Linked DNA regions of Mus musculus: all the other regions are linked to region 1. The links are chromatin loops, found by intact Hi-C in ENCODE. Cell type or tissue: heart. All regions are shown on one strand.

Region 1 (8,000 bases):
AAAATTGTCCAAACCACTACAATAAAAACAGCATCTAAATGTGAATCCAGAGGTCATATTTAAAATAAAATTTTAATGAGTTTTTCCACTTCTATCTAAATTTATGTTCTAAGTAGATATGTGGTTAGTAGCACTTTAAATTTATTTAATTAATATAGATGATAAAAAGTTATCAACTTTATGCTTGCAAAGAGATTTAAAGGAATATATTTTTATTATTGTTTTCAAGAGCCTTCCCTCATTTTGTTATGAGGTTGTTCTGTGTGCTGTAAGATATTAGTAGCATCCATTCCCAAACTGGGATTTGGCTAAGTCTGCAGATAAGGCCAATGAGGTAACACAGTGCCGGTGTCAGTGTCTGTGGCTCAGGGAGAATAGTTGGATATTGATGTTAAATTTAAACAGTGAGGTGGGAGATGGTGATTTATGAAGCTAGGTAGTAGTAGACTGTATGGCACCGGTGAGACTCCAGGGGTCCCCCTGTGCATGTCACACTGAGAAGCCTGGGCATTAAACTTTCCAGCAGCACTAAGGAACTTTAAGAAAAATGGAAATTTTCCGGTTTTCATTTTGGATGTAGAACTGAGAACGACAGAGGCAAACCCAGAAAACTAGAAAAGATAGGGAGGACGCACCAATGTAGTTGGTCATTACACCCACACGGGCTACGGCAAGATCAGATGGTAGGTAAGGGTGAGAAAAAGACGACCCCAAAAGAAAGCAAAAGGCACAAGACATAGATGGGGTGGAGCAAGCCTGCACCATCTACAACTCTATCATGACTTCCAGGGTTCAGGGCTTGAGTGACTGGGTAGAGGAAAATGGCAGCTGACTGAGACAGGTTGTCTGCTTGCTATTTTGTTTTTCTCTTGAGGGGCACAGGAAAATATATATGCCCAGTTGGGCCACATTAGGTTTGAGGTAATCGTGGAAGAGGTTAGAACTAGAGAGAAATTTTTATAATTAGAGCCGGAGCAGGCAGGACACACCCGGCTCTCAGACTGCCCAATACTGCTAAACACCATCATCATGGCTGCACTTCCTGGACTCAAAGTGAAGCCCTGTTCTGGAGTCTCATAACATGCCTCATGTGATCATTATTCACATGCTAAGTTAATGAAACTCAAGGTCAGGGAAGCTGTGTAACTTACCGAGGGCAGGGGGTAAATTGACAGAGCTTGGATCTGAACCCAGATCCACTGAGTTACAATGCCCAAGTTCTTAACTCCTTTAAAGCAAAAGTTGTACCGGGTGTGGATTAATACCATCAGGACAAGGGTGTTATCTGCTGCCTGTGTAAGCACACTAAAAGACCTGTACAGTGAATGCCTAAGAGTAAAGACAGGGTCATATCACTTCTCAGCAAGTCAAGGATTTTCTTCACAATCTCCCTACTTAATAAATGCCACACTGGCCACCTATAAAGACACTAACTGCAACACAGGGCAGTCTGTTCCCCCCACTCCTGTGCTGTGCCAATGACACAACGAGAAGGTTCTAGTTGAACTGCTTAGTGTTCCTCAAGGAAAACCGCATGTCTTAGAGGTGGGCATTTACGCTGACTCAGCTTCTCACAAATCTTCTATTGATCCTAAGTAGAGCTGGAGATGTGCACAATTTGGCATTAAACTACACAAACATAGAGCAAGGCACTAAAATCCACCTTTCCCAGGAGGAAGGGTTATTTTAGATGATGATTTGTGTTCATTTTCAGGACAGAATGAGAAAGTTACATCCCCAGTACAAAAGCTGTTACTTTTCCATTTCCCTCCAGAGGAAGCAGAAGCATCACTCACCATTGGGCGGATAGAAAACAGCATATTCTTCTAATCCTAGTTTTCCTGTAAGGGAAAGCCATACACTCAGTAAAGTTTCAAAAAGCAACATTCTGTGAATGTCCAAATAAGTAGCGGATAATGAATGGAATTTTTAAAATAACCATAGTTCAACTTCATTTCATTTCAGGATATGGAATTAGTTGAAAATCTGTCAGCCAGTTGTCTGATACCAGCAAAGCCTTTTAACAATTAAACTCAATAATATTGATTAGACAATGTTTTCAAATGGTCTTAAGTACTGGAGAATAATTTATAAGCATAAAGTTATTTTTCTAAATTTAACAATCCTGTTTCTTAAAGCAAGTCTGAAGTCTTGCCATATCCTATTAGCTTATGTTTTTAGAAAATATGCTGAAGAGTTAAAAATTAACCATATCCTGACTCCCAACAGAGTTGATATGATTAGAGAAAAAGGGTAACCACTTAAAACAGAATGCTCTATAAAAGCTCCGTCTGTACTGTTCCGCAGCTTCTCACTCTTCCCATCTCCCACTGAATCACTTCATAATGTCATATCACCCTACCAAGCTAGAGTCGTCTGAAAGGAGCATCAACTGAAAAAATGGTGACCAGAGTGTAAGTAGACAAGCCTTACCAATCAGTGGGGGAAGGCCTAGCCGATTGTGGGTGGAGATAACCCTGGGCTGGTGGTCCTGCGTTCTATAAGAAAGCAGGCCCTGCAAGCCATGGAGCAAGCCAGTAGTGGGCACCCCTCCATGGCCTGTGCATCAGTCCTGGCGCTAGGTTCCTGCCCTGTGTGAGTTCCTAGCCTGACTTCCCTCAGTGATGAGCGGTGATATGGAAGTATAAGGCAGATGAGCCCTAGAGGGCTCCCTCCTTCCTCACCGTGCTGCTTTGTCATGGTGTCTCATGGTGTCTCATCGCAGCAACGGAAACCCTAACCAAGACCGCTGGCTTCCACCTTAACAGGATTCTTAAGAACCCTGAGTTATTAAAAAGACATCCATTCTTGCACTGGGATTTAAATTAAAATGTATTATTAAGGTTCTCTTTAAGTGGGTGTAAGAGAGAAACCAGGAATAAAAATAAAAAGTGGGGCTATCTTAGGCTAAGGTGGAGACACGCTGAGCTGGTCTTTGTGTGAGGAAAGAAGGGAATGATGAGAAAGAGACCCCCAACTGAGCACAGCAGCAGCACTGAGACACTGCACAGCAAACACAGGGCACAGCCCCCACCCACCCAGTGGTTACAATGCAGACCAAACCACAAATAATGCAATACATTTGCTGACTTCGTTAAATGGGCTTTAAGGGTTTCTGTGTCAAGGGAGGGAAACTGATGGTAGACTGGTAGACATGACATATAGGCTGGTCCACCAAGGGCCTATAATTTGTGGTAATGGAATATGAAGCTCTTCGTGCACTAAGGCTACTACGAATATAGCACATTGTGAGATTATCAGGGAAGGAAAGAAAGCTAGGTTAAGATGGTGTTTAGGTCATTAGGCAATTAAATTTTATGATCACTCTGTGTGCAGGATGAGATGGAAGGGTGTGTGTAGGGTACGTATATTTGTGTGTGTGTGTGTGTGTGTGTGTGTGTGTGTGTGTGTGTATGCATGTAGAGGCCAGAGAGCAAAGCCAGCTGTCTTCCTAGCTCACCCTCTACCTTGTTCTTTGACAATTTAGCTAGGCTGGCCAGCTAGTGAGCATCTGGGCCCAGTGCTAGGGCTATAGGCACGGTGCTCTGCCTGGCTTCACTGGGGAACCAAAGCCAGGCTCTCAGGTTTGCACCACAGGCACTTTATCCACTGAGCCATTTCCTTAGCCCAATAACCTCCTTAGATAAAAAGAAAAGCAATTTTTATGTATTCATTTCAGAAGCAAAGCAGCCCCTTATTGGGGGGAAGAGCCTGATTCCAACACAAGAAAACTGGGCTGTCCTAGGGCAAGAGGTACACCAAGCAGGCAGGGATAAAATCCTGAAGAAATGTTTATTCTTCATAGAAGCAGCAGAATGGCATCACACAAGCACAGCAGGGCAAAGGGATTTTAGTGTGCGGTATTGACTGCCCAGTGAAGAGAAGGGCTGAGGCTAGCTCAGTCTTCAGGGGAGGACAGCACACTGGAATAGTACAGGGGCATGCTGAGGCAGCTCGCAGTAGAGAGACCACAAGAATAGAATAAAGGGGTAATGTAGCACATCTACCACACCGTAATGTTTAAGTGTAGCCCAACTAGAATTCAAAGACCAACTTACTAAAAGAAAGTTAAGAAAATCTGAAAAGATAAATCTATGGCTATGGGTAGCAAGAAGAAGAAAACAACAGGTTTGGCACAAATGGGACAGAGGAGGCAGGAGATGTCAAGAACCAAAAAGACAATGGAAATGCAATCTCTGTCACTTCAGGAGAGGGTTCTGTGATCTGCCTGGGTGCTGACATTGAAAGGAAAGGCAGTAATTAGGACTGCAGAGAAATTAGAAATAATTTTCAACTTAAAATTGGAAATACCAATATAAAATATTCAAATGTTCTTGGAATGATCATGAAAGTCTTCAATAATTTCTCTTTAGAATTATTTAAATGTTACCTCTGATGTATGACTTCGGCGGTGAAGCACTGTTGTATGCAAAGTGGCCCAGTACAGACGTATCCCGTGAAAAGCAAAGTAACACCTGAACATGACATTGGAAAAATCAACAGTGAGCACTGCAACCCAACAACTGATGCTAATTCAATTAATTTTAATTTAATAAGGAGGTGGCGCTGGAGGAGACCTGCTCAGGTCAGTGCTGGGCTTTGCAATGGGAAGAGCGCCCTCTATTGGCACTCCTTCGTTAAATGTTCTCAGAGGGACTCCATGTGAAGGCTGCCCGTTCTCATACATTTCCCTATTTGCTCCCCAGACTTTGAAGCAGCAAACAAAAAAATGCTAACTATGTGCTAATTATCCTATGTTTTATCTGGAAATGAAAATCACATGTGAGAAACTTAACAGATGAGACTACATTGAGGTACCCATGGGCAATCACACACAAGCACAGAGGGGTCTATGAAACTGAAAGCAGACTTAATTGGTGTGCAGTTCATAGCTGGGCATGCCAAGAATGAGGAGAGGTCTCCATTCTTAATAAGGATGGCATCAGCAAAGGAAAGGTTTTCCCAATACAAGTAGAAGCTGGCTGTCCCAGCCAGCAAAGGCACATGCAACTCTATCAAGAGCTAAAACAGAGAGGGTACAGTCAGGACCAGGGCTTCCCAATAGAAGAAACTGAATTGCTGACACTAGCCTTAAATTTGAGGGCAGGAGTCCAGTCCTAGGAAGATGAAGGGACATTTAGAAGACCCAGGAGTCTATAAAAATACCACAAAAACTGGGGTGGGGTGGGAGGCAGAGGGGATGGGCACAGAATGGGGAGTGGATTAGAACCCATTGTGCCAGGGCACTTGTCCATCTAGACATTTTGCTGGACTTTAAACTGGAGCTCCACAGTTTATTAACTGAATGACAAGGGCCAGTGCCTGCACTTCTAAGTATCTGTGTTCTCATATGCAAGGTGAATGTAATAATGCTTCAATCAAAGTGTATTGTGGGGATTAATTGGTATATGGGAAGTGTTTAGAGTAGCACCTGGGATATCACACGATTAAAATGTTCTCTACAGTTATTACTACATTGCTATTAATTCTCTATATTCCGTTATTCTTGGCTCTTAATATATTTAATTTAGGATTTGTATATTTATAATGCTCAACCGTCATGCTTCTTCAACTTAAAACTTTATATATCTCCATTTCTGGAAAATACTCCAGCACTGGATTTTTGAATAATCCCCACTGTTCTCTATTTACCTTTATAGAACTTTATAATTATGACCTACACTTGTTCAACATGCCGTCCTTTTAAGTTATTCTTATCACTCTGAAATACTCTTTGGAGGACATCCACAGATTTCTAAAAATCAGTTGGCTCCCTTCTTTCGCTCTTACTACACGAAGCACAAACCTCAGGGTGAAGTAGGGGTACATCAAAAGAAAGACACAAACACAAAGCTCTGAAGGGAAGTGACAGACAGCAAGTGTGCTAAGTGATGACATCAACTGGTGCATTAAGTAGCAAGCATGGAGCAAGATAAAGGAGGCCCAGAGAAGGGCCTGGCAGTCTATAAGTTCAAGCTATGAGAATAGCAGCCTCCATATTGCACAAAGTAACTCTCTGGGACAACCCTACTACATTTAGCTCATTAATCTATCAATAGATACTGGTTCCAAACTGTGTTTATAGTTTTTCTAAGAGCTTAGATATAAATAGAAGATAAAGATCTAAACACTGGATCAAGCAAAACAGGATCTTAGTGTGGAAAGGGGGAAGTGAACAAAGCTCCCATTCCTAAGAAATTATCTCCAATCGATAGCCACTTACCAAGAAACATTATCTTTCTCCAGTGGAGTCTCACAGGCTATGTTAATACTACTTAAGGGTAGACCCTCTGCCCAGCAGTATATGTCCAACACAAAACAAACTTAATCATATTTTTGTAGATTTTCTTTGTCTAATGTTGCTTTGTTTGTTCCAGTTTTTGTTTTATTTTGTTATTTTGTTTGTTTTTTTTTGTTTTTGTCCTTCTGCTCTTTAGCTTGTATATCATGGCTTCTGATTTTGTGTTTTTATGGGTTCTGTTTTGAGCATGTGTGCCTAGTGTTTTCACTGCTTAATTTTGTTTTAATTGTCACTTCAGATTTGTTTGGTTTTGGAGAGAAAGGGGGGAGAGAGAGAGAAAGGGAGAGGGAGAGGGAGAGAGAGAGAAGGAGGGAAGGAGACAATGAGAATGAGAGAGTTGGGTGGGTGGGAAGTTGATCTGGAAGGGAAAAAACTTGATCAGAGAATATCCTATGATTTGTCAATTAAAATGAAAACAGATAAAAAAAAAAAAAAAAAAAAGAAAGTGGCTACTGAGAAGTGCCCTCTGACCAAACACTGAAAGAGCCTGAGAAACTTACTGAGAGGCTAACTGGGGAAGAGTACCCTGGGAGCGGGAGGCAACAGTTGGAACTTAGTTGAGAGAGGAGGCTCTGGGGCTGTGGAGATGGAGTATATATGCCTAGCAGTAGGAGCAGTTGCCTTTGCATCAATGGGCATGTTCTTAGCACTTAACAGTAAGGAACATTAATGTAACTAACTTACTATAAGAGAGTAAATGCTGGTATTACACAGATACTGCTATGCTGAGAAATACATTTCCTTTCTAGGATAAAAAAATGGATATTAGGTTGTCAATACTGACAATCATTGTCATTGGTTGCACACTTAGGAATGGATAAGGTGACAAACTTCATGTTTTGTTTTGTTTTGAACCACAACTTTAAAAATTCTAGTAAATCCAATTCAAAATAATGTTGGCATCTACTGAGGAAAAATTTTAATTTTAGCATTTTAATATAATGGGTATTTTCCAATAAGCAAAATCTTGGGCTCTAAACAACCATAAAGTTGTGAAATGTTATTGTACTGGCTAGTTTTGTGTCAACTTGACACAGGCTGGAGTTATCATAGAGAAATCAGCTTCAGTTGGGGAAATTCCTCCACAAGATCCAGCTGTAAGGCATTTTCTCAATTAGTGATCAAGGAGGGAGGTTCCCTTGTGGGTGTTCTATAAAAAAGCAGGTTGAGCAAGGTAGGGGAAGCAAGCCAGTAAGAAACACCCTTCCACAGCCTCTGCATCAGCTCCTGCTTCCTAACCTGCTTGAGTTCCAGTCCTGAATTCCTTGGTGATGAACAGCAGTGTGGACGTGTAAACTAAATAAGCCCTTTCCTCCTCAACTTTCTTCTTGGTCATGATGTTTGTGCAGGAATAGAAACCCTAAGACAGTTATTGAACCATTACATAATTTTAATCTTATCTCCTTGTGTATGCTGATTTTATTTACAATTTTTGAGATTATCATATCATTATAACATTCTCTCCTGTCTTTTTCTCTCTCCAATCCTTCCCAAATAGACCTCATCTTATTTCATTCAAATTCATGTCCTCTTTCTTTTTAACTGTCGTTATTTGTGTGTGTGTGTATTCCTAAATCTATAAATACAACCTACTCCATCCATATGTATGTGTATGTTTGCAGAGCCGACCCTGTGATATTGGATAACCAGCTGGTATACTTTTCCCTAGAGAAAAATATTTCTGATCTTAGCATTCCTT
Region 2 (8,000 bases), 76 kb before region 1:
GTTCCTTGCTATGCAACTCCAGGGAAGGACAAACAGCAGGTTTCGCTGTCCCCAGTGGTGGCCATTTGTGCTGTCTTCCATTATTTCCAGCTGGTTTGAGATCTCACCCTGTTTGCTCTGCAGCCGTGTATCCTTGGCCAACTGATGTAACTTCCTAATGACGTGTTTCCACCCCCTTCTTCCCTTCAAGAAGACTATTAACACTCTCTACATGGTGGCGGTAGTGAAACTTGAGTGTTTTTCTCCGAAGAAAAAGTGACCAACATACAATCAGTGGTTAACTAATAGTTGACTGTCAATCATATTCTGACTAATCTCTTACTTTGAGGTCTCAAAATATGGTCTTCTGATAGAAGCCCCTCTCATTTGAGCTCGGATGATGCAGGGGTGTGGCTTGTGGGGTGGAGGATCTGTGGTATTTGAGCGATGCTTGGCTTTGCAAGAATGAGACACAATGTGGCTCTTTTTATGGCTGCTGAGGGCCGTGATGCAAAGAGCATATTTTTATTGGCTTCGGAGGACGTTTCTTGACAGAGTATTGAACTCTTTTCCTTCCTGCTTTTATTTTTAGTATAATTTCAGATATGGAAAAGCTACTGAAATAGTATGGCTATTTTACTATGTATCAAGTGTTAACATTTACTAACTTTGTTTTACCCCCTTGCAGATACATATCACACATCTTGCTTCTGAACCTTTTGAGAAGCCCATTGCCATTTACGTGGCAAGTCCTCCAAAGTCCTGTATCAGGAAGTGTCACTATCCCAGGCAAGCTAAAAGGATTAGTCACTTTGGTGGTGTATCACTGTGCTGAAAACAACAACAAAATATGACTAATGGTCAAAGTCTGGACATTAACTTTGATACATGTTTTTCAGTCAATAGGTCTATTCTAGATTTTGGCAAGTTTTTCACTAATGTCCTTTATAAGCATAGAATCTTAGATGCATGAATCTGTGTTTTCTAGCCTGTTCTTTTCCATTCTGGCCCAGTCCCCCAATGCTTATTTTTCATATCATGGGTACTTGCAGAGAGAATGGGTCTAACATTATCTTCAGTGTTCTCAGCCTGTGGTTGCTTGGTGGTTTTTCTGATTGGATCCAGAGTACTTAGCTTTAGCAAAGAAATCGCAGTCCCATATGTACTAGGGTCAGTTTTTATCATTGTCAAGTAAATAAATAGCTTTGATCACTTGTTTGGGGGGATTCAGTCCTATAGTGGCTTTGCAAAATTGGTTTCTTCTTTGCAGTCAATAGGTGTGTAGTGGGAAGTTATTAGTATTTGGAGATTAATAAATACCCCGTTTCTCATTAGTTTCCCTCACCTGTATCACTATCAACTACTGACTTTTGCTTAAAACAGTTATTTTTTTTTTCTGATGAGTTAGTCAGTGATTGAATATTCTTTTTTTGAAAATAATTGACCGAGGAGTCTTTACTAGAAGAAACACAAGGGTTTATGGAGAAGACCAGCAACTTGAAGCTAATTATAGCACAATGCAATGAGTGCTTTATTAAAACAAACAAGCTACTAGCTTCTGGATAACTCTAGCACAACACCTGCCTTTGTAGACGAGGTTTTACTAGAACACAGTCATGCCCAGGTGCTGACTTCCCTGGTGCCCGTGACTGGCTACTTTTGTACTGTGGAGTTAGTTAGCAAGTTTTAACTAAAGTACATGACCCCACAACATCTAATGTAATTATCTACTTAACTTTTGAAAAAAAAAAAAGTGGGCTTAACCTGGATAAAAGTACCATGGATCCTGATCAGCTCTGTTTAATTCACATGGAGAGTCCTTGGAAAAAGGGATAATATCAAGTCCAAGTAATAACAGGTTTCTATATATACTACAGAGGAGAGTCATGTCTTCTCTTCCTTAAGGACCATAAACTCCTTGGAAAGATGAGGCAGAAGGACTGTCCTGAATTTAAATGTAACCTGGACTACATAGTAAATACCAGGCCAACCAGAGATATATAGAAAGAGTTTGTCTTGAAGAAGAAACAAACAAATAAAACCACATCAAGTAAGCAAGGAAAGAGATAGATTTTTTTTTAAATAAAAGGTATAACTACACATTAACAAGAATCAAGGAAACTATACCGAGTCATAATAACTAAAAACAATTATTACAATTAGCCTTATCTAATTTGTATTTCAAAATAATGCCAAAACATGGTAAAAAAAATTCTTTCAATACATCACATTCAATATAAACAAAACTCCAGGGATGAAAAGAATTTGAGCAACTCTCCAAATTTTGTAGCCTAAAACACAAAAATCTGTCTTGGCATTGGGTTTGGTGACTGCAAACAATAAATGTTATTGGGAGGCGAAGCATGTCAATTATTCATTTACATGTGAAAGCCCTTTTATTTCCAGAATGTATCTGCTTTCCTAAATCTCATCCACCTCCACACCTTGCAGCATTAGACCACACTGCTCAGAAAGCTGTATTTTGTGATAGGAAGAGGGAGTTCTGGAAAATCAATTAGGAACTCAAAAGTAACTTAATCTTGTTGATTGTTCTCTTGTGTGAGACACACCCATGCACTGCTTGGACCCGAGGGCCAGACTTACGTGATTCAAGTAGAGGGGACTGTGAAATGTCTGGGCGTTGGGAAGCCCGTGACTTGAAAGCAGACAGTGCAGTCTAAACACAGCCCAGAGTGTGGAAGGGAAGCAAGGCCAGATGCTAACACGCTGTGAGGGATTCGAAAGCCAAAGCAGCAAAGCTGCTGTCTCAGACACACCCAAGAGGGCGAGGGAAACTAACACAGGCATCCAAGGACCACAGCATCTCCAAATGGGCAAGCACAAAGCAGTGAAGCCCTCCTGAAGCCCAGCTGGGCATCCCAGTCATCTTGTTGACCACTTGGGTTTCAGCACAGAGTGTCAGTACACTTGGCTTTAAACAATGCTTATTCCCCTTTAGAGTCAGAGTAGGCTATCTGGGATAACTGCAGAGTGGGCTTTCCTTTAGAGCTTTCGCATTCCTTTATAGTTTCTAGGGCATTTTCACATATACCCATCGGCTTCGTCATTGCAGCATGCTCTGAAAAAGGCAAGACTGGCCTCTTCTTCCAGATAGGACAACTATGGACTAGAACACGAAGTGACTCTCCAAAGGCAGCCAGTCTTTAAAGGCATGTCTCTTGAACCCAGCCCAGTGCACTTCAAGGGCTTGAGCGCAGATTCATCAACTCCTATTGAGAGCAAAGTGATAGAGTACAGATGCAGAAGGAGCTAGAGAGGACCCTGGACAATCAGATGTGGTCATGCATGGCTAACCATCCTCCAACTTTCATAAAACTGCAACATCCTAAAAAATGTCTACTGCTATAATTAATTTGAAAATACTATATATAGACTCAGCCCATTAATCTGTTGTGTGTCTTACCTGTTCTGGAATTCAGAGTATTTTTTTTAATTCTAGAATGATACAATGTCTAACAGTGTACTTAAAGTTTCTGTTATCTTCTCATCAGGGTATAGAGGTAAAACCCTGTAATAAAACACACTGGTATTTTGGTTACAACAGATATGTAAAAATAATTACTTGGAGATAAATATTGACTCTAAATAAAGTCCCATTATTTCAGGTCAGTGTTTGCTGCCACGTGAATTTTGATGCTAAAGTTGTCCCGTAAATTGGCTTTAGAGCTTTTAGGATGCTGGGATTGGGGGTGAGGGATGTTTGAGCAGTGTTTGAACCTTCTAGGACTGTGTAGTCTTTTGTGGCCATCTTCCTGAATGCTGGCCATTCTAAACGCTTATTTTACTAACCGTTTTTTACATAGACAGAATTTTATCCATTCCTGAATTCTATAAAAATGAGAATTTACCTTCTAAAGTTTTCAAAATGTATGAGTCAAAAGATAGAAGAATGGGATACTTCACTTTATAACAGGCCTCTGTCCTGGAAATGAGTCACCAAGGGTTCTTTTAGAGCCAGCGTCCTGGTGGTGAGGGTTTGGCTTTGGGAACAGAAAGGTGGAGCTGCCCTTTTCCTGAGTAGCTGTGAATGCTCTGGAAAGCACACCCCGAAAGTGAAGAGGGCACCTCTGGGTCTTCACCCTCTGAGGTGTGGAACTAGTACCTCTGTGACTTAGCCAGCTATGGCTTCTTGGAAGTCAACGAGGACCTTTGGTAGCAGTTCCACTGGCAAGCGTCCTCACTCTGTAAAGCTCTGAAAACTCCAGTTCTCAGAAGGACTTAACAGGAAGCCTCGCCCAGTAGCAGAGGAAGCTGAGGAAGGAAGGAAAGATGGCAGGGCTGGGGGAGGGGCAGCAGTCTAAACAATGAATGAAGTCATGGCCTTGGAACTCTATGTGGTCAACGACACACCCCACTTGTGTGCCCCACTGGTCCAGAAGCTCAGTACAGCATCTTCTCTCTTGCTGGCCTGGCTCACTTCATTCTCAGGTTGGCCTAGAAATGTCCTCAGGGTCCTTGTCACTGGAGACTTCCTTTCCCTGTTCCTCTACACCTCCTCCAGTCTTTCTACTTAGCTTTCACCTCCTTCGTGACCTTCAAAAAAAAAAATCATTGCTTGTCTCTTCCTTAGGAAGTAACTGCTGTCATCTTCCCACGCCATCAACCCACGAAGTAGTTTACAATTTCCTCAGAATATCCACTGTATTTTATTCCTTAAGCAGGACCCTTTTATTCCTTCTACAGAATTAAATGGTTTTTTTTATTTACTAGATTGTTTTATCTATCAATCAAGCACTTATTCAAAACAAAAACAAAAACTGCCCTGTGTGTACAATGCTGTGTTGGGAATTTGTGGATAAATAAGGAAGTTTCTGTATTCAGGAGTTTACAATCCAGTGGAAGAAAAACGGGCACCATCAAAACAGGATTCACACCTCTCAGTTTTGGTGTCTGATTGTTGAAAGGTGGTCAGGGAAGACAGAAACCTTTAAGACGAGTGAGAGGCAGATGAATGTATGGCGGGTGGGTGAAGGCTATTCCCAGCAGAGAGAACAGCATGGCAGAGGGCCAGAAACTTGACGAGCAGACAGTGTTCCAAGAACTGCCTATAATTGAGTGTGGCTGGTGGATAGAAAGAAGGCAAATCAGAGGGTTCTGGGGAAGGGGAGGGGGAACGGACTGTGAACAGAGGCCTTGAGCATCAAGGGTTTTAATGGCCCTTGCAAAGGAATTCAGTCAGTTTAAGATTCCTGTGGGGCCTGTTTGGAAGGGGCTGTCATTCAGGCCGGAGGCTTCTTGGTTTGAGTTCTCACACAGCACAGTCTGAGACAGAGTGTCCTAGGCAGGTGGTTTCATTAGGAAGTGATCCTGGGACAAGCTGTCAGAGCCGTGCCTGCTATGGTTTGGGTGTGCACCTTCCTTATGCAAAGGTATATAACATCCCTGGGAGGTGCTGTGGGCCTTTAAGAAGCAGTGCCTCGTGGGAGGTCCTTAAGTCGTTGAAGGTGTGGGCTGTGAAACCTCATTCTTTTCTTCTTTTTCTGGCTCACTGACATGCTGTCATGATCTCCTGCTATCTATGTCTGGAAACTTCAGTAGAGGCTCAAAATAATTGGGTTGCCCAAGCATCGATTTGAGCCTCAAAAACTCAGGGCTAAACATGCTTTCATTTCTTCATTAGTATGTGTTAGGTATTTGTTGTGTCACTACAGACATGGCTAGTGGAGTGGGGGGTAGCGGTAGGTCAGGAAGTGATTCAGGATCAGGAGGGCTGGCAACTCAAGATATACCAGCAAGTAGCTTGTTGCTGTGAGGAGCTCAAGTCAGACCTCTGGAGAACTGTAGAAGTGCTTTGGACTCATCCTCGCCAGAATCAAAATGGCCCAGGAATCACTCACCAGGTCCCCTCCACTTTCCATTGAAAGCTGTTCTTTTGGGCCTGCCCTGTGTGACACACTCAGGAGAAAACCCCCTCAGACCATCATAGATGCTTGAAGAAGCCTTGGCTGGTGATAGGGATGTGGGCAGGACCTGAGCGTCTGCTACATATCTGGTTCTGCAGACAGGAGCTCATGGAGGGTTTAGGATCTTCACTATTGTAATGAGTCAGGGAAGGAAAGACGTGGTTACACTTCAGGGGATGACGGAAGAGAATGTGATGAAGGGAAGATTCACGGAGGTGTGGGTAGGCTGGCAGAGCCACAAGGAACAGGGGGTGCCCCTTACGTTAACACCAGTGGGAGGCCAGTCAGCTGCTGCTGCTATGCTGCCCCATCGGAAGAGGCGGTGCCCCACCTTCTCCCTACTCAGGTGGGGCAACTCTGCGGCTGGTCCTGTTTTCCAGAGCTCTGAGCCCGGCTGCTCCTCTACGCAAATTCATGCCCATCTGTATGCCTTGTGATGTTACCCTCCTTTCTCCTAACCCACCTCCCCACTCCCCTGCACCATCCTTCCCAGCATCACCTCCCAGTTAACCTACTTGGTGCACAAAGGTGAGCACTGCACTGGAGTCAAGAGAAAGAGGTTGCTCAATAAGGGTGTCACTTAGATAGAAAACTGCAGCGCTGCCAAGTTACAGCTTGGGTGGCAGGAAGCTGAAGGCAAAAAAACACTCTGTGCCTTTTCTTGTCCAGTTCCTCAGCCTTGGGTACTAAGAGCCAGAGGACAAGGAAGCCCCAGGACATGCTTGGTCCAAGAGAAGCATCTCCTGGGGCACTGAGGAGGGAGAGACGGGGAAGACAGTTGGCAATGCCCTTCTTTCACACTAGAGTGTGTCTTTGTAACCTCCCCATCTCCAGACATGTGCCAGAAAACACAACTTCATGAATGCACCAAGTTACTCAACAGCACCTTCTGTCTGTGGGTTTTTAATCACTCAGTCTTCACTGGCCTCAACATAGCTGGATCATACGGGCAGAGAAGGTGTTGATAGCCATTCTCTACTGAGCCAGGGCCTGAACCTTATCTGCCTTCGCAATCAAAGTCAAGTGTTCACTTCAGAACATCATGTGTTCCCAACAGACAGAAAGGGATTGCTACTGGGCAATGAGTGAGTCATTCAGGTCACCCTAATATCTTTATAATAGTTCAGATTATAAATTATTATCAATTTATGAATTATAAATTATTTGCAGCCAGAAATCAAATGCTTGATTTCCACAGATCATGCTTAGCCTTAAATTTCTTAATTTGACAATGACCAGAGTTAATGTGAGACTCTAAATGGGACCTAAGGTGAGAACATCTTACCTCATTAGCCAGAAGTTCACACCAGTCTCTACGGGGAGAAGGAGGCTGACGCAAATCAAATTGTTGAGTCCCAACTGCACATATGCTAGCATTTCACAGCCAGACAGATCAGGGTTATCTTGTGAAAGCTTACACAGCTTGATAGGGTGGACCCAGGAATGGCATATATGTCACAGTGACTCATGTCACCATCTTTTGTTTCAATATAGGTTTCTGATAGAGCACTGCCCAGAAAGTCACACTATGTATGTCAAGAAACACAACAGAAGTGATAAGCATCCTTAGAGGGATCATTTCAGAGCCTTCACAGTGTGAGGATGCTTCTTGCAGTGCTATGACATCTGCCCTACTGTCACCAGCGGGCTCTTGGGTGATGGCACCTGGCATCAGCAGCTGGCTTGTGAGCCCTTGTTCACTGCACAACCTTGGGGAAGTTGATCAAGCCCCTATAACTCAGTTTCCCCATCACCAAATTGGAGTGAATGGTCACTCTCAGGGTATAATAAGCACGGAATGAAATCAATGGTGCCAGGAATGGAGTAGAAGTTCGGTAAAAACCAAATGTGACCATTTGTTTTGGTCTGCATCACCCCTGTCCACCTGATAGTTTTGTTGAAAAATGCCCTCAACCCATAGCTTGCCACACCAAATACAGGGTTCACCAGGGGAGGTCAAGCAGTATGGGAAGAGAACAGAGGCGAGAAGGAGATGGGGCAGGGAGGGGTGCTGCAGCAGCTGGGTGCTTTTTGTGCCTTGAATGAATGGCACTACATGTGGATAGGACCAAATGAACTGGCCAGACAAGTGGCATG
Region 3 (8,000 bases), 97 kb before region 1:
AGCTAGAGAAAGTAGCCAAGGAGCTAAAGGGATCTGCAACCCTATAGGTGGAACAACATTATGAACTAACCAGTACCCCGGAGCTCTTGACTCTAGCTGCATATATATCAAAAGATGGCCTAGTCGGCCATCACTGGAAAGAGAGGCCCATTGGACTTGCAAACTTTATATGCCCCAGTACAGGGGAACACCAGGGCCAAAAAGGGGGAGTGGGTGGGCAGGGGAGTGGGGGTGGGTGGATATGGGGGACTTTTGGTATAGCATTGGAAATGTAAATGAGCTAAATACCTAATAAAAAATGGGAAAAAAAAATAAAATAGATTGGATCCCCCCCCCCAAAAAAAAAAAAAGAATATCAATTCCAGACCGGAAGTGGAAATTAACTGGGTTTTTTTTTTAAACTATTCACTGTGAAGTGTCACATGCAAATCTATCAATCTATTGGATATTCAAGTCCTCTACATAAAACTCTGTCATATTTCCACCTGATGTACTCTCATCTTTCTAAATTCTTTAGGTTATCTTTAACTTACTCTTACTCGCTGATGTAATGCAAATGCTATGCAAATTAGTGGCTCTGACATACTGTTTCTGGAATAATGTGAACAGAAGTTGGTACTCTATACATGCTTTGTTTTTCCCAAGCATCTTTGATGCTCGGCTGAGTCTATGGCTGGGATGATAATGAGAAGACATAGAAGGCTGACTGTATTTATTGCGGCTGCTGTTAGTGGTTAGAAAACTCAAGCAAGAACGAGACTAATTCAGGCAGTTTTATTTTATCCATGGAACATGGAATTATTTTATGGGAAGTTTTAAGACAGACCTGCTTATACTACAGAAACAAAACAGAATTACATGATCTGGAAGATACTGTAAAATCCCAGGAAACAATAAGACAGCCCAATTTTATTTTCTGAAATAAAACTACTCAATTCCTAAGATGCTATGATGAACAGGCAACATCTACCCCCCCCCCCCCACACACACACACACTTCATTGTTGGATACACTAATCTTTAAATAAACGATGACATCTGTTTCCACCTACTGCACCGATGTTTGGATGTTTAACAGGCTTGTTTGTTCGTAAGAATGAAATTGAAAAAGCTGATATTTCATTATGAACATATTTAGATTTGGATTTAGCCGGCTCTGCATTTTATGAAGTTCGATTTGATTAAGTAGATGTTAGACCTTAGCAGATTAAGTGGACCTTAGCAGAAGTATGAGGGCTTCATTCTTCTTTCTAGAAGCTACTGGGAAGGCTCTGATCTGTGAAAGGATCCTGAGATGTGGTTTAGGTTGGGTTCTGGAATCCTTATAAAGTCATCTGATTTAACTCTGCTTCATCAAGTTTGTCAAAGAGAAGAAGCCCTCTCTCGCTTCTGTGGCCAACAGAGGACTTTGGTCTACAGAGTTCCTCTGCAGTCTTTGATGTATTCGGAGCTCAGTACTTGTGATACCTGTCAGTGTACTTCTACAGCTTCAAGGGGCTGTAAAAATATACAGCACAAAGTTGCATGAGGAAAAGTGTGTGTGTGTGTGTGTGTGTGTGTGTGTGGCGGGGGGGGGGGGGCGACGACTCTTTTGCTCTGGTGTTTTCTTATGTTATGAAGTCGGGCCACCACCACCTTCACTTAGTAAATGCTAGAATTCCTTCAGAACTTTGAGATCGTATCTGGCACTGGGAACACCAGTCTTCGATGTTAATCCATAACTTTAGCACACCCAATAAACTGTAGATAGTCCCACAGACTCTGTGTTCACTGAAGTTCAAGCTTACAGGTCAGTAATCTAGGTCCATATAAATAAGATAGCAGTTGGCCTGGCCTAGGCCTATACAAGGTGGTATCATGGAATGTGTAAGTGAGTCTTCTGAGGGAACCGGTGGTGGGCAAGGGAAAGAAACCAACAGGGGGAAGAGGGAGGCCGTCCTCCTTACCTTCCTTCCTACTTGGATGATTTTGAGCCCTAAGAAATATGGGCTCTGTCTCTATTAAATAACTGAAGTAACCATGTGTGTGTGTGTGTGTGTGTGTGTGTTTCCTAAACATCAATAAACTTAACATCTTATAGAACATACAGTGTTGGCAATTCTTGGGGTTTTTGTTGTTATTGTTGTTGTTGTTATTGTTGTTTGTTTACTTGCTTGTTTCACGATCTCTCTTCCTTTCTTTATACACAGTGCAGTGCTGTGTGGGTCTTTATGTGAACCGTCTTTGTGCTAACCAGCCTTTCTAACTGACCATTCTCTTGCCCTCGACATGTCTTCTCTCCCCTTGCCTCCCCTCCCCTAGTAGGTGTGACTTTTCTATTCTCACCCTTGGTGATCTCATCGACTGTTGCATCTTGGATCTTTCTTCTCTGCCTATGATTATCAGACTGTGGTATGTAGAGTTAACCTCTTTGCCAACTAGTGGAAAGAGCTGAGAAATTGGAATTCAAATCAAATGAGATCACATGAATAGAGACTTAAAGTGCTGACTACAGATGCCTTTTCTGCCTTGCACAACTCCCCAGTCATTTCCATTCAGCCTTCCTGACATCACCGAATGACCCCCACCATCCAGTTAAATGGGGAGAATTGTGGCGTCGTCTCGGGTTTTCCCTTCTACTTATTACACCCAGCAAAGTGCCATAGCCTTTGAATACCAGTTTCTGATAGTCGTCTGTATCCCTTTTCTTCTTTCCTGACATTTAACCACAATCAGAAATATCTTCTCATGCGCATTTCCAATCTTAGCGTGTAATTCAAGACCCCGGTGAATCTCCAGTGTTAGCCAAAACCAGCACAAACTTTTCTACCAGTAGTTTGACTCTTTCTGTAACACAGACCTTTTCTGCTTCTGTAGCTTTTTATTATACTTCTCTTCAGCCTCCATGCTCTGGCCAAATTGAAAGATTTTGTGCTTGCCAAACCCCCTTCCAAACACTTAATAATGGGAAATCTGTTTGTGGTGATCTAGTGTATGGAATCCTTTTCTCTCTCTGCCCTTGCCCTGTCTCTGATGGGAGTATCAGGCTGGGTCTATGTAGGAGCATAGAAACTACTGTACAAGTTTCGAAGCAAGGAAACTTGCTATAGGTAGGCAATCATTTTCAGGATGGTTGAAAGATGGAGAGTAGAGAGAGAGGGCTGAGGAACAAAAAGGAGGCTGGGCCTGGGCATGCATAGGTTGAAGGCTTTGAATTCACACCTGCTGCTTGTCAATTCTAAGTGAGACAGAGAGGTGCTACCTGGAGTGGGCCTGTACTGTCTGTCACCCTGCTTGGGCTGCCCAAGTCTAGAGGCCGCACCCCTGAGCCAATCAAGCAGCTGCCAGCACGGTATCTCAAAGCCAGAGCTCTTCCTGAGCTCTCAGATTCCGTTCTGGACACGGCTGACAATGGAATATAGGAACTAGAGTTTTCAGACACCCATCCCCACCTCCACCCAGCAGAAGGATAGGAGGGAGCAGGGCCAACACAAATAGCACATGCTTCCTCAAGTGTCTCCCGACGCCGCCTCACCTCTTCCTGTTCCCTCCCACACTGCCAGCCAAAGGAAACCCCTCTCTTTTTTGAGTTGTGAACCTAAGCATCCTTTGACAAGATTTTAAGTTGATTTGTTGAAAAGCTACTCCACTCCCCGTTCTGTGAGTGATCTGTGCTGAAAATATATCTGTGGGGCAAGCTTGGCTTCCATCCCTCCAAAGTTTCATGGATTTTGAAGGTGTGGTTGGAGAAGACACAGTTTGACGTATGATCACAGGATAGTTTGCTGAGCACCAAAATAGAGGAGGTGAAAGCATCAGATTCCACACAAGAAAGGTTGGGGAGTACTTCCAGAGGAGGCTAAAATCTAAAGCCAAATAGATAAAGGCCAGGGAAAAAATGTTTTCCATAGAAAGAAGGGCATATATCAAGGACCACACATGGCAGAGAGAGAGAGAGAGAGAGAAAGAGAGAGAGAGAGAGAGAGAGAGAGAGAGAGAGCGCATCTCTATTCAGGAAAGAGAATGTGTATGGGTATGGGGAGAAGAGAAACAGCGTAATAGGAGAAAGAGGGCTTGAGAAAGCAGGGAGAGCCCTAGAAAGGTCTGGCTTGCAAGTCAATGAAGGTATTGGGTACAATGGGAAGCTGTCAAGAAGATTGTTAGGACAGGATATGACATAATCTGATATTCAATTTTTAGGAAATTTGTGTTGACTCTGATGGAGAGAATACACTGAAGAGAGTGAGGGGACCAACTAGGAAGTTGTCAGAGAAAGCCAGAATAGGGTCTGAGAAGAGGTCCTAGCTTTGGGAATAAATGAGTATCCTTCATGGGGTGTTTGGAAAATAGAGTTGAGATGAGGATGTAGGGTGTAGGCAGTCAAAGACCGGTCATCCAGGAGCTTTGCCTTGAAAACTTTCTTGGACAGAAATAGCTCCCCTATGAGGGAAAAATACACGAGAATGATATTTGGAGAGTGTATTGTCACAAACTCTGGAACTCATAACCATCCAAACGTACAACCTCATCAGTCTTGATGTCAGAAGTCTGTGTGGGTCTCACTGGCTGAACTATAATACCATGAAGGCTGCACTTCTCTGGGAGCCTCTAGCACAGAGGTCATTTTCTTGCCTCCTCCAGCTTCTCCAGCCCACCAGAATCCCTTTGCTCTTGGTGCCTCGTCAACCTTCAAAGCCACCACTAAATTCCTCTCTCTGACCCTGCTTAAGCTCTTGCAAGGACTCCATGATGGCATTGGGTCCACACACATACTCCAGGATCATTTTCTCATTTCAAGATCCTTGACTAACATCTGAAAAGTCTCTTTTGCCACTCACAATAAACAAACAGCCACAGGTCTCCGGAGCTTCTTGTTCTGCTCACGACAAGGAACGAAGCCACAGATACAAGTTTAGTTTTGCACATGTGGAATTGGTAAATATGGTGTGTCCAGTGACGATGGTGAATAAAAGCAGAATACGGGGCTTGCTGTCAAAAGGGGTCTGGGAAAGCACTTGCCTGGCCACCAGTCGACAGCAGAATGATTGACAGCATCTAGTATAAAGTTACACACCTACACACTTCCATTATCTATGGCACTTTTAAACAGTTCTTTGCCAACGGCGCCATCTGCTTTAACTTGCCGTTTGATCTCGAAAAGCTGCGCTTGGAGGTTAGATCCTTACGTCTTCTGCTACTCGGTATGCTTATGAGTGCCGAGCCTTCTGGAAAAGGCAAACCGAGAAGAATAGCAGTTGCCAGGGCCTGGGAGTGGCCAGAACAGCCAACTGCAAAGGGGTATGAGGGAAATATGATTTAATAACTCTGTCAAAACTTGTATGGCTATACACTGAAAATGGGTGCTTTCCATCCACAATAATATCTTGATGAACATGGCTCTTGGGAAATAAAAAAAGAAGGGGGAAACCCTTTCCTTCCTGCTGAGTCATGCCATGACTGTACCCCGATTTCTTTGGCCTTGTCCCTGAATAACGTATCATTCACGTTCATGTGACTAGTCCTGGTTCCCAGAAAGATGAAGCCCATCCTTGCTTACAGATGGTTGGTTTTCCTCACCTGACTCTCAGAACTCACTATATTGAGTGGAGTGTTTTAATCTAGAAGATCATTTTGGTTTTGACTAATTTTCCCTAGCTTTTGGCTTCTCTGGTGCCAGGCCTTTTTCTTTTCCCCATTTCCTCATACATACATAAATACATACATACATACATACATACATACATACATACATATAAAAAGTTTAAAAAACAGACTTCCACTATTGTTTATTGACCAAGGAGGTAAAATATAAATATCTACTGATTTCAAATGTGTGTTTGTGTGTGTGTGTGTGTGCGTGTGTGTGTGATGAAGAATGATGGTTGGCCTCCAGAAGAAAAGCAATGGTAGACTTCAAGGATCTCTCTCTCTCTCTCTCTCTCTCTCTCTCTCTCTCTCTCTTTCTCTCTCCTTTGACAAGCAACAGCCTGAGCCCAGCAGGCACCACCTGCTTGCCCATGCAGGGCCTGAGCCTGTTGTTCTGAGGTTATCAGGTTTCTAAAAAAAAAAAAAAAAAAAGCAGAGCCCTACCTGTGGAGGAAAAGGGAGGGGTTTCCCAACTGGAATGAGGCCTTGGGGTGAGAAGAGAGTCTTACAGCACTCACTTGCCAATAATCTGATTTCCTTGAGTTGCACAGAAAGATAAGTCACGGCTTAAAGAACCCAGTGTTATATTTAGCTTGTGCCTTGAGAGAGTCAAGCCTATGAAGTTCTTTATTTCTACTGTTGAGTGTTAATGTCACACAACCTTGTCCAAGACGTAGAAGTCACTGCTGAAATTTGCCTTCATTTCAACACATCCGCCATCAACACGATGGACCAGGCATTTTGTGCCTCTGAAGATGCTTGAAATCCGTCCATGCTGTAGTGGTAACAGACACGTGAAACTTGGTGTTCTTACTCAATAACTCCTTTAAACTTTGAGGACAGAGTTCAGCTACTAGTGCAAGGACAAAATAGGGTCTTCCACATTCACTTGTGTAAATCAAGTTTTATGGAAAAGCCTCTAGGCCTACATATTAGCTAAAACTACCTTTTCACTACAAGGGAAGACCTGTGTAGTTTCACTAGAGACAGCTTGACCTGAAAAGATGAGAGTCTTGATCATCTAATCCTTATCCCAGAGGGGATGACGTCTCATGCTCTACCAGGCCTGTGCTTACTTTTGAAGGCAAGAATGAAAGAAGAGCATCTAGGGTGCGGTAGTCTCTTGTCAGCATTTATTTTTGTTCTCAAAAGAAACTTAGGTAAAGGTTCCATTGCTCTCTTTGTGACATATAGCTTTTTTGCCTATGTATCCCAATAGTAAATCATTAAAATAACTATAGAAGAAGCTATCCTTAAACTGTGATGGCCTATAGACCCTTTGGGCACCTGCATAGACAAAATGATGTCTTCTTTGGGCCTAAAATGGGCAGGTGTACATACCAAGTTCACAGAGGTGTAGGCTAACCTGTCCTTGAAGGTTACTGCTTGGTGAAGGAAGTCTTCGAAGGCTAAGCCCTGGGTGGAGATTGAGAAGGTAGCTCAGTGGTAGAATACTTTTCGAGCATGTAGGAGGCCCTGAGTTCCATCCCAGCACCACAAACGACATTAACAAAGGCAATCAAGCAGGCCAATTTGAGGAGGGAACTGTGGGAGTCAAAAGTTAGACCAGGTTATCCCCAGCATCTGTGCAAAGTTACTTCAGAAGTGATCACTGTGCTGTATAAATCTGACATCTTAAGTGGTTTTAAGAATGAAGTAGTTCCAGTTCTCTGCAATCTTAGGCACCCAACGAAAACTTTTGAGAGCACGGAAATCGAAGATGCTACATGGGGTGATGCAGGGATGCCCAGCTGTAGATGATGGTAGAGGCCACCATTGGATAACAACCCAGATATATGCAAATACTGAACAACTTGAGAGTTCTCTGAGGCCGACACCTAACCTAATGGCGTCTATGGTGTGTGGTGGAAGTTAGTTTGGGAGAAATGTCTGCTCTGCAGAAGTCAGATGTCACACACATTCAAAGCAACAAATGCACTGAAAGATCACTAATCAAACGCAAGAGAAGAGGAGACCGAGGTCTGCCAGTGTGGGACTGCAATCCCTGCACTGAGAAAGCTGAGGCAGGAGAATCTTGAGGTCAGTCTGTGTTTAGGCATCAAGTTCCAGGCCAGCCGGAGTATGTTCACAAAATAAAATAAATAAGTTCAGTTAAATTACCATAAAGGCTGTGAACATAGCTTGGTGGTAGAGTGCTTGCCTAGCATAGTCAACCCCTAGACTCAATCTTCACACTGTTAAAGTAAACAAATGGATAGATGAACAAACGTAACGAACTGATACAATCTGGGGATTGCTGGTTAAAGTTTTGCTGAGGTGTTGAGGGCACTGTCCCTAAGTCCTGGTCAAACAAGGACATTTGCATTTGCCAATGGCCTTGTTTGCTCAGAGATGAAACGGGGGTGGGGGGTGGGG
Region 4 (8,000 bases), 61 kb before region 1:
TGTGATTATGCACCACATGTGTGCCTAGTGTCCACAGAAGTCATAAGATGGCATCAGATCACCTGACACTGGAAATACAGGTGGCTGTGAACTGCTACGTAAGTGCTGGGATCTGAACTTGGCTTTAGAGTAGTCGATGCGCGTAACCATTGAGCCATCTCTGCAGAACCTAACCATAGTGTTCTCGAAGCACATAACTACATTCTCAGCATAGACATCTTATTTCAATGGTCACAACTGTTATTTCATATTCTATTTTAATGAATTTGTTAGATTCCAAGAACAAGTACTAATAATACTTGTAACTTCATTTTCAGGCTCCTGGCTTCAATGGAGGCAAGTCTAGTTATTGTTATTTTGGTTTAATACGAAGCTGAGAGGTTGTTGCTTTAAAGGCATAGAGGAACTGAACCTTGGGGTTTCCTGTGATTCAATAGAAGCGTTTGTTCTTCTCTCCCACACCTATTTTAGATGTTCATTTCAAATTGCTTGTACAGTGCATCAAATGTATGGTATGCTGATTGTGGTAGACTGTTACTAAATCAACTGTACTTGCATATGTTTCCTGCCTCTTTGGGCTCTTCTTTCCCACATCGATTTCACACACGCATCTGACTCTAGCCAACTGGACATGGGCAGGCATGATGCAATCAGAGCCGGATAAGCAATTGCACAATAGAACTGGTGCTCTTGGAAGAGGTCTGCACTCAGAATCCTGTACAGTGTTGGAGGAAAGATTGGGCTAGTCTATGAATGATAAGAAGCTGTTTTGTCCCATTCAGCGACCATTATGTAAGTCACACAGTAACACTACATGGATGAGAATTCCTCATCTGAGTTCATCCAGGCCACAGAATCACACAGAGTAATAATATAGTGCATTAAATTAGTGATTCTCAACCTGTGAGTTGTGACCCCTTTGTGGGTGCCATGACCTTTTCACTGGGGTTGTTTATCAGATATCCTGCATATCAGATATTTACATTACGATTCAGAACAGTAGCCAAATTACAGTTATGGATTAGCAATGAAAATAATTTTGTGGTTGGGGGTCACCACAACATGAGGAACTGTATTAAGGGGTCACAGCATTAGGAAGGTTGAGAATCACCATTTTAAATTAGTTTATTTGATGTTTATAACCAAAAAAACACATCCCCGGGAGATTGTTGTAATAATGAACCATGGTGACAGATTTTTCTGATCTGAGGTAACCCCAAATATGTAACTGCTATCTTTTACTTACCACTCTTGATTAACTGCTAGACTCTTGTTGGGTGATTTATTTTCTCATTTAATTTTTGATAATTCTAATATTGTATTACAGAACTTAGGTTTCTCTGTGGCCCAGAGTTATCCAGGTTACATTTTAGCCATCGATTTTGAACAGTTAAACACTCGACTGTGAAACTGTCTGGTCATAAAACCTTCCAGTGTTGACATCATCCTTTCCAGATCCTCTAGAGGAACTCATGCTTAGAGTTTCTAGATTTTTGATATTTTTACATGTCACTTATAGAATATGCATGCTATATATTTTGAAATATTAATACTTAAGGCATTTTGCGACTCTCAGTTTCTTTCACGTATGTAATTGTGCCTCTTATTTCTAAGCTTTTGTGCTTTACTCTTTCTTTTTTAATACTTCTTTTTTTGGGAGGGTGTGTTGGGAGTTGATCTAGGGTCTTACACATTCTGATCAAATGTACCATTGAGTTATATTCATAACTCTTAGTGATTTCTTTTACCCTCTATGAAGATCTTCTAATCTATTTAGTAAGCTTTTCAAACACTTGAACGTGTGATGGATTTACTATTTATTATATGGCCTTTTAAATTTTTCATCTTTATTAATTTAATCTTTTTTTTTCTTTTTAAAAGTTCTATTTCAAAATTGAAAGCTTCACCAAGGAAGAACTTCAGTGCTCTGCCAGTCTCTTCCCTCCACCTTCACTCCCTGGGTGATCTTTTAAAAACAATCATCAAAATATTCATATTTTAATGGATAAATATTAAGTGGGGTGATAATTATTTCTTTTTTTATCTTTTTATTAGATATTTTCCTTATTTACATTTCAAATGTTATCCCCTTCCCTAGTTTCCCCTCCGAAAACCCCCTATTCCTGCTCACCAACCCACCCATTCCTGCTTCTTGGCCCTGGCATTCTCCTATACTGGGGCATATAAGCTTTACAGGACCAAAGGCCTCTCCTCCCATTGATGACCAACTAGGCCATGCTCTGCTACATATGCAGCTAGATATGCTGAGTTCCACCATGAGTTCCACCATGTGCTTTCTTTGGTTGGTGGTTTAGTCCCAGGAGCTCTCAGGGTACTGGTTAGGTCATATTGTTGTTCCCACTATGGGGCTCCAAACCCCTTCAGCTCCTTGGGTCCTTTCTCTAGTTCTTTCATTGGGGACTCTGTGCTTAGTGCAATGGTTGGCTGAGATTATCCACCTCTGTATTTGTCAGGCAATGGCAGAGCCTCTTAGGAGACAGCTATATCAGTCTCCTGTCAACAAGCTCTTGTTGGCATCCACAATAGAGTCTAGGTTTGGTGATTGTATATGGCATGGATCCCCCAGGTAGGACAGTCTCTGGATGGCCTTTCCTTCAGTCTCTGCTTCACACTATGTCTCTGTAACTCCTTCCATGGGTATTTTGTTCCCCCTTCTAAGAAGGACCGAAGCATCCACACTTCGGTCTTCCTTCTTCTTGAGTTTCATGTGTTTTGTGAATTGTATCTTGGGTATTCTGAGCTTCTGGGCTAATATCCACTTATCAGTGAGTGCATACAGCAGCAAGAATCCTTCAGGAAAGCAAGAACCTTTCCTTTATAAGAAAATTGGCCTCTGACTGGAGCCACACACCACATTCCAGTTGCTCCTGCAGCAGGCTGCTCCACTCTCTTTGGCAAGTGAGTATTAATTTTCCCTTTAGGACACCTGCTTCCCTGTGACCTCATCTCCATCCAAGTACAGGCTATGACTCAGGCCTAGCTAGTCATCATTCTCTATCCAGTTGGCCAGTGATTGACTCAGGAACTCAAGATGACCCAAAATGGGCCAATCAATCATCCTCCAAGGTTTTAATAAGAGCGATTTAGAAGGAGGCTGCTTTTGCCTTGGGATTTCAGATGATATGACCTAAGATTATTAAGAGCTGCCAGAGGTTGCCAGCCTTTATTGCCTGTAGAAAGGCATCTAAGAGCCATGAAAATGCACAGGAGGAGAGAGAAAATCTCTTCTTGACATCCTTAATGACATCAGTTGTACCATTGATCAGTATGCCTGGAGGTGATTAATTCTGTTTGAGCATCCTTGTTATAAGAGTAAATGTTCACCTTTGTTTAGTGGGCCTGAATGTGTGCCCTAACTCATAAGCTGAATTCTGACAAACACAGGAAACATGGTGTCTTAGTTAGGGTTTCTATTACTGTGAAGAGACACCACGACCATGCCAACTCTTATAAAAGAAAATGTGTCATTGGGGCCCGCTTACAGTTCAAAGGTTTAGTCCAGTATCATTACGGCAGAGAGACATGGAGCTGGAGGGGTAGCTGAGAGTTCTACATCCAGATCTTCAGACAGCAGGAAGAGAGAGAGAGAGAGAGAGAGAGAGAGAGAGAGAGAGAGAGAGAGATTGAGTCTGGCTTGAACTTATGAAACCTCAAAGCCCACCCCCAGTGACATACTTCCTCCAACAAGGCCACACCCTGTATGTAATAGTGCCACCCACTATAGACCTACGGGGGCCATTTTCATTCAACCACCACACATGGTATCAAGAAAACATGATCTGTCTATGAGAGTCAAGTCACCCCCCCCCCATACACACACACAGTTTAGATGTTACTATGTGGCCCTTCTATTTGTATCCTCACCGTCCCAGTCTCAGCTGGACAATCACCACTCCATCTTCCACATGACTTAGTTGCCCATGTCCTTTGATTGTTTAATGTTGGCATTAAGGATTAGAAATAAAAAAGTTTTTTTTTAAAAAAAGTCCAAGTATTTTTCATCTGAGAACTTGCTAGAGTTTGAACTTTCTAAAGGAGAAAGATAAGATTGTTCGTTATTGTTGCAGCGTCACCTTCTTCGTGGGTCTCTTTTCCTGGAAAGGCAGGAGGCTACATGAATCTAGTCAGGCCTGGCCTGCGTTGAGGAGAGGGAGCATCAGTCGAACAGCTGTGCTGTGGGCTGGAGGCCAAGAAAGCTCGGGCAACCGACAGGCTTGATCTAAACTCAGCTTCTCAGACAAGGCCTACATATCCTGTCCAGTGTTTGCAGGGAAATGGGACAAACACAGAATTTCTTCCTGCAGATTAATTTTTACTAAATGATTAGCAGGAATCAGATTACTCACAAATTAAGACAGTCCTCAGAACAAAAAGAACACACACTTATAGAAAATGTACTATCATGTCTGGCAGTTTTTGTCAATACATGTGATTATGATACACGTTTTCTTGCTTGAAGGAAACACCCTATTGGCCCAGTGTTTCTTTCCAGCCATGCCTTGGTGAGTTGATTTTATTATAGTATCCCTCATGGAACAGGTTGTGTCTGAGTTTTCTGTCTCCACTTCTCCTTATCCTGATCTTTCTCCAGCCCACTCATGTCAGTCTTGGCTTCTATTTTCTCTGGTTAAGTGTCTAGAAGATTCCATGTTTCTAATTCCAGTGGTCCATTTTCAGCCCTCAGTTGGCTGTTGACCTCTTCTGGAAGCACTTTTCTTCACTTGGCTCCCAGAACCCTACATTCTGCCAGGTATCCCTCCCAGTAGCCACCCCTTCTCTGGTTGGTCTCTTTTGTGTGTCCTTCTCATCTTCCAGACCCGTTACTATGGGGAGGAATTGCTTTTCTGATGTCTGTACTATCCATGTGTTCTGACCTATGATCCCAAATAGCTTCCCAACTTGAAATTCCATCTATATGCGGACATCTTCCAAATTTATTTCTCTGCCTGGACCTTTCCCCTGAATTCTCATTGCATACTTGTATCCCCATTTGGATGGGGAACATGCATCTCAGACTTAAGACCCAGAAAGGAGACTCACCCTCCCTTGGTAAGCCCGCTTCTGCTCTGTCTCATTAAGTCACAACAAGGCTTTCATATTTTTAGGCTTCAACCTATGGAGTCATTTTTTATTTCTATTTTACTCTTGAGCTCCCACCTCCAATCAGCCTCAAAATTTTCTGGCTCTATCCTCAAATATATGCAGGATTTGCACTCATGCCACCCTCAGTCTGGCCCACATCACCGTACTCTATCATCTCTTGCCAAGATTCCTGTCTTGGTCTCCTGGCTTTGTGCTTGGCCTGTGTTTGGCTGTCCTCCACCTAGCAACCGGTATGATTCTTTCGATATGTATGTCAGGTCCTCCATGACTTTCTCCTTGCTCAAAGTCAAAGGTAACCTCCCTCTGAAGCTCCCAAAGGCCTCACTCTGTGTTCCTCCTAACTTCTCGTCTGCCTGCCCCATCACTTTCTCTAGCCTTGGCATAAATGCTACTTTTCCATGAGTCTTCACCACCTGGCTTAAAATGCCCTCTTCCAATTGCATTCTAAAGCCACTACACTCCCCTGACCTGCTTTCCACTTATATTTATCACATTTAATATGCCATGACTTCACTTACCTATTCTCTAGTTTCTTTCATCAAAATGTAAGCTCCAGAGAGATTTGTTACCTGCTTTATTCACTACATTATTTCATAGTCCATAGCAAGTACCCATAAAAATATGGTACTCTAAGGAGCTGAGACCATCAGTAAAGAATGAATGTCACTGGCTTGTTCTGCTCTGCCATTTGGACCCTTTTCTAGAATAGCCTGGGATTCTCTGAGAAGCAGGGAGTGTGGCAAGAGGAAAGTGATAATAAAGAAGGACCTGGGGATGTACTAGGGAGCAAGGAGGACATGTGGGAGGTTGGACACATCTTCCTGGTGAGGAAGAAAAGACTAGATGACTCCGGGACTACTCTTTGTTCATGGGGACAAAAAGATGATACTACAAGGGAACCCCAGCATCTGCTGCAGAAGCATCACTCTCCAGAAGTCCAGCTTCCTGTGCTCACTCATCCCCACATAGGCAAGTATGTCGATGATTATTTAGGAGAAAAAAAGAGAAATTATTTCTGCATAAACACTATATTTGGTTGAGAATGAATGTTCTATCTGCCTCTTCTAAAAGTAGATCTCTCTGAAGGAACTTGCTTTTCTGTAAGGACCATGAAACTATATTAACAAATAATACTAATTCATGAATGAGCCAACATACTTTTCTATAACTTCATCTTTTGTTCCCAAATGTAAACTTTACAGCTATATACATATTTAATGTGTATTAAATATGTATACACACAGACACAAACACAGAGTGATTTATGAAATAAGACTGTGGGCAACTATCTTCGCAAACTCTCTATCTCTCTCTATTTTGGTCTTTCTCATTTTATTTATCTAGCCATACTTCACAATAACACATCTACATATAGAACACTTATTTATGCCCCAGGAATTGTTCTAGAGGCATTCCTATGTTAATTTATTTAAGACTACCAACAACCTTTTAAGGCATGATATCCTTTATAAAAATTCACCCTAAATGCTAAGCCTTTTAACGTAATACTTTTTTGTTTTTATTTTATTAATTTGTTTTTAACGTTTTTGTTTGTTTGTTTTTTAGTAGGTGTTCAGTGGAAATGTTTGGCAGTCAGCTTTCCATGTGACAGCTTGGGCCTAGGCTCTTTCACATTATGGTAGCTCCATCCCTTTCCAAGGCTCCCTGGGTCGGACACACCCTTGACCAGCAGGTGGTAGAGAGAGTGGAGGATCACATTCCATTGGCAAGAGAATCTATCTACACAGCAACCTTAACTGTAAGGAAAGCCGGACTGGGAGGACCCAGTGTGGTGGTGTGGCATGAATGTCCTAATTATCACTTGCCAGTCTCTGCCAATGGCAGATTCTTAGTGTTCACGCATAGGAAAACCAAAGTACAGAAGAGTGAGAAACTTGCCTAAAAGTTTGTCAGTGATGCGTCAGTGAGCTGGGTCCCGGCCCAAGAAGTCAGTCTCCATACGGGCCTCTGTCATTAGAGCTAGGGTAAGAATTCAGCCAATCATTTTAAGATGACAACTGGTCATCCAAATGAACGAGAGGGAGACCCCAAACTCTTGTTCCAGTTTATTTTCTTGATGCTCTTTTTCAAGTAGGCAGCCACCTGGGCCAGAGCTTGCCAATTCTCCCCACATTGACAGTGTCAGATAATTAAGCACCAGCTTTAGCAATCATGCATATCACCAAGAGATGTCCCTTTAATCTGGAGCTGTCCTGACAGGTAGGTGGGGCCTATGCAGAGGGAGGTTAGCTAGAAGGAGGGTGGGGCTCATGGCAAGAAGTCATGATCAGAATGTGTCTCGTGGGGTCAGGGGAGTAGAAGAACCCGGGACTCTCCTCTGGCGTGGACAGGGTATGTGCTGGTGGACAAATCACTGTGAGGAGTATATTGTGGGCAAAATGAGAAGTTGAGACTAGGTCAACAAATACTCAAGGTTCTTAAAACAATGTGTCTGATTGAAAAGGCGGAACCTGGCTGAGCATAGTGGAACATGGCTTTATTCCCAGGAGAGGTAGAGGCAGGTGCATCTCTGAGTTCAAGGCTAGCCTGGTCTACAGAGCAAGTTCCAGGACAGCCAGGGCTACACAAAGAAACCCTACTGGAGGAGGAGGAGGGAGAGGAAGAGGAGGAGGAGGAGGAAGAGGAGGAAGAGGAGAGAAAATAAGAAAGAAGGGCAGGTCTTCTTCCCTCCCACAAAATGGATTAATTGGCTCAAATCTTTAGAGCTTCCCTGAAGGGTATCCATGCTCTGCCCACTCAGGCTTTGTGAACAGTGAGCACTTTCACTTCTAAGGTGCTTGCTTCTCAAAGGCAGTGATCACCTGCCCTAGACTCTGCTGCCTCCTACAGAACGGAACTTCCGGGCATGCTCTAGG

Evidence for each region. Peaks named below come from ENCODE experiments on the same cell type or tissue, not always from the same donor. Only the 100,000 strongest peaks of a DNase experiment are listed, where the experiment ranks them.
Region 2: it touches region 1 in a loop (4-fold over the local background); 6 of 42 quality-filtered maps call a loop at or near these places.
Region 3: it touches region 1 in a loop (4-fold over the local background); 2 of 42 quality-filtered maps call a loop at or near these places.
Region 4: it touches region 1 in a loop (2.9-fold over the local background); 6 of 42 quality-filtered maps call a loop at or near these places.

What each region holds. Positions count from the first base shown.
Region 1 is chr5:53,868,728-53,876,727 of GRCm38, reverse strand. It overlaps Tbc1d19 (TBC1 domain family, member 19), which reads right to left. Exons shown (of 21, transcript NM_144517.4): 14 at 4,391-4,475; 15 at 1,797-1,841. Among named protein-coding and RNA genes, the nearest start is that of Gm40305, 55 kb to the left of the region's middle. In heart, a CTCF peak has its summit at 4,610 (motif pointing left); no DNase peak of the experiment used is centred here.
Region 2 is chr5:53,945,024-53,953,023 of GRCm38, reverse strand. Gm40305 (a long non-coding RNA gene) reads right to left here. Exons shown (of 3, transcript XR_868426.1): 3 at 2,031-3,209. Among named protein-coding and RNA genes, the nearest start is that of Gm40305, 21 kb to the right of the region's middle. In heart, a CTCF peak has its summit at 78; DNase peaks (open chromatin) are centred at 2,623, 4,283 and 5,023; H3K27ac peaks cover 676 bases; H3K27me3 peaks cover 378 bases.
Region 3 is chr5:53,965,774-53,973,773 of GRCm38, reverse strand. No RefSeq gene overlaps it. Among named protein-coding and RNA genes, the nearest start is that of Gm30601, 25 kb to the left of the region's middle. In heart, no CTCF peak of the experiment used is centred here; a DNase peak (open chromatin) is centred at 3,413.
Region 4 is chr5:53,930,032-53,938,031 of GRCm38, reverse strand. Gm40305 (a long non-coding RNA gene) reads right to left here. Exons shown (of 3, transcript XR_868426.1): 2 at 3,504-3,582. Among named protein-coding and RNA genes, the nearest start is that of Gm40305, 6.5 kb to the right of the region's middle. In heart, a CTCF peak has its summit at 7,969; DNase peaks (open chromatin) are centred at 651 and 4,181; H3K27me3 peaks cover 710 bases.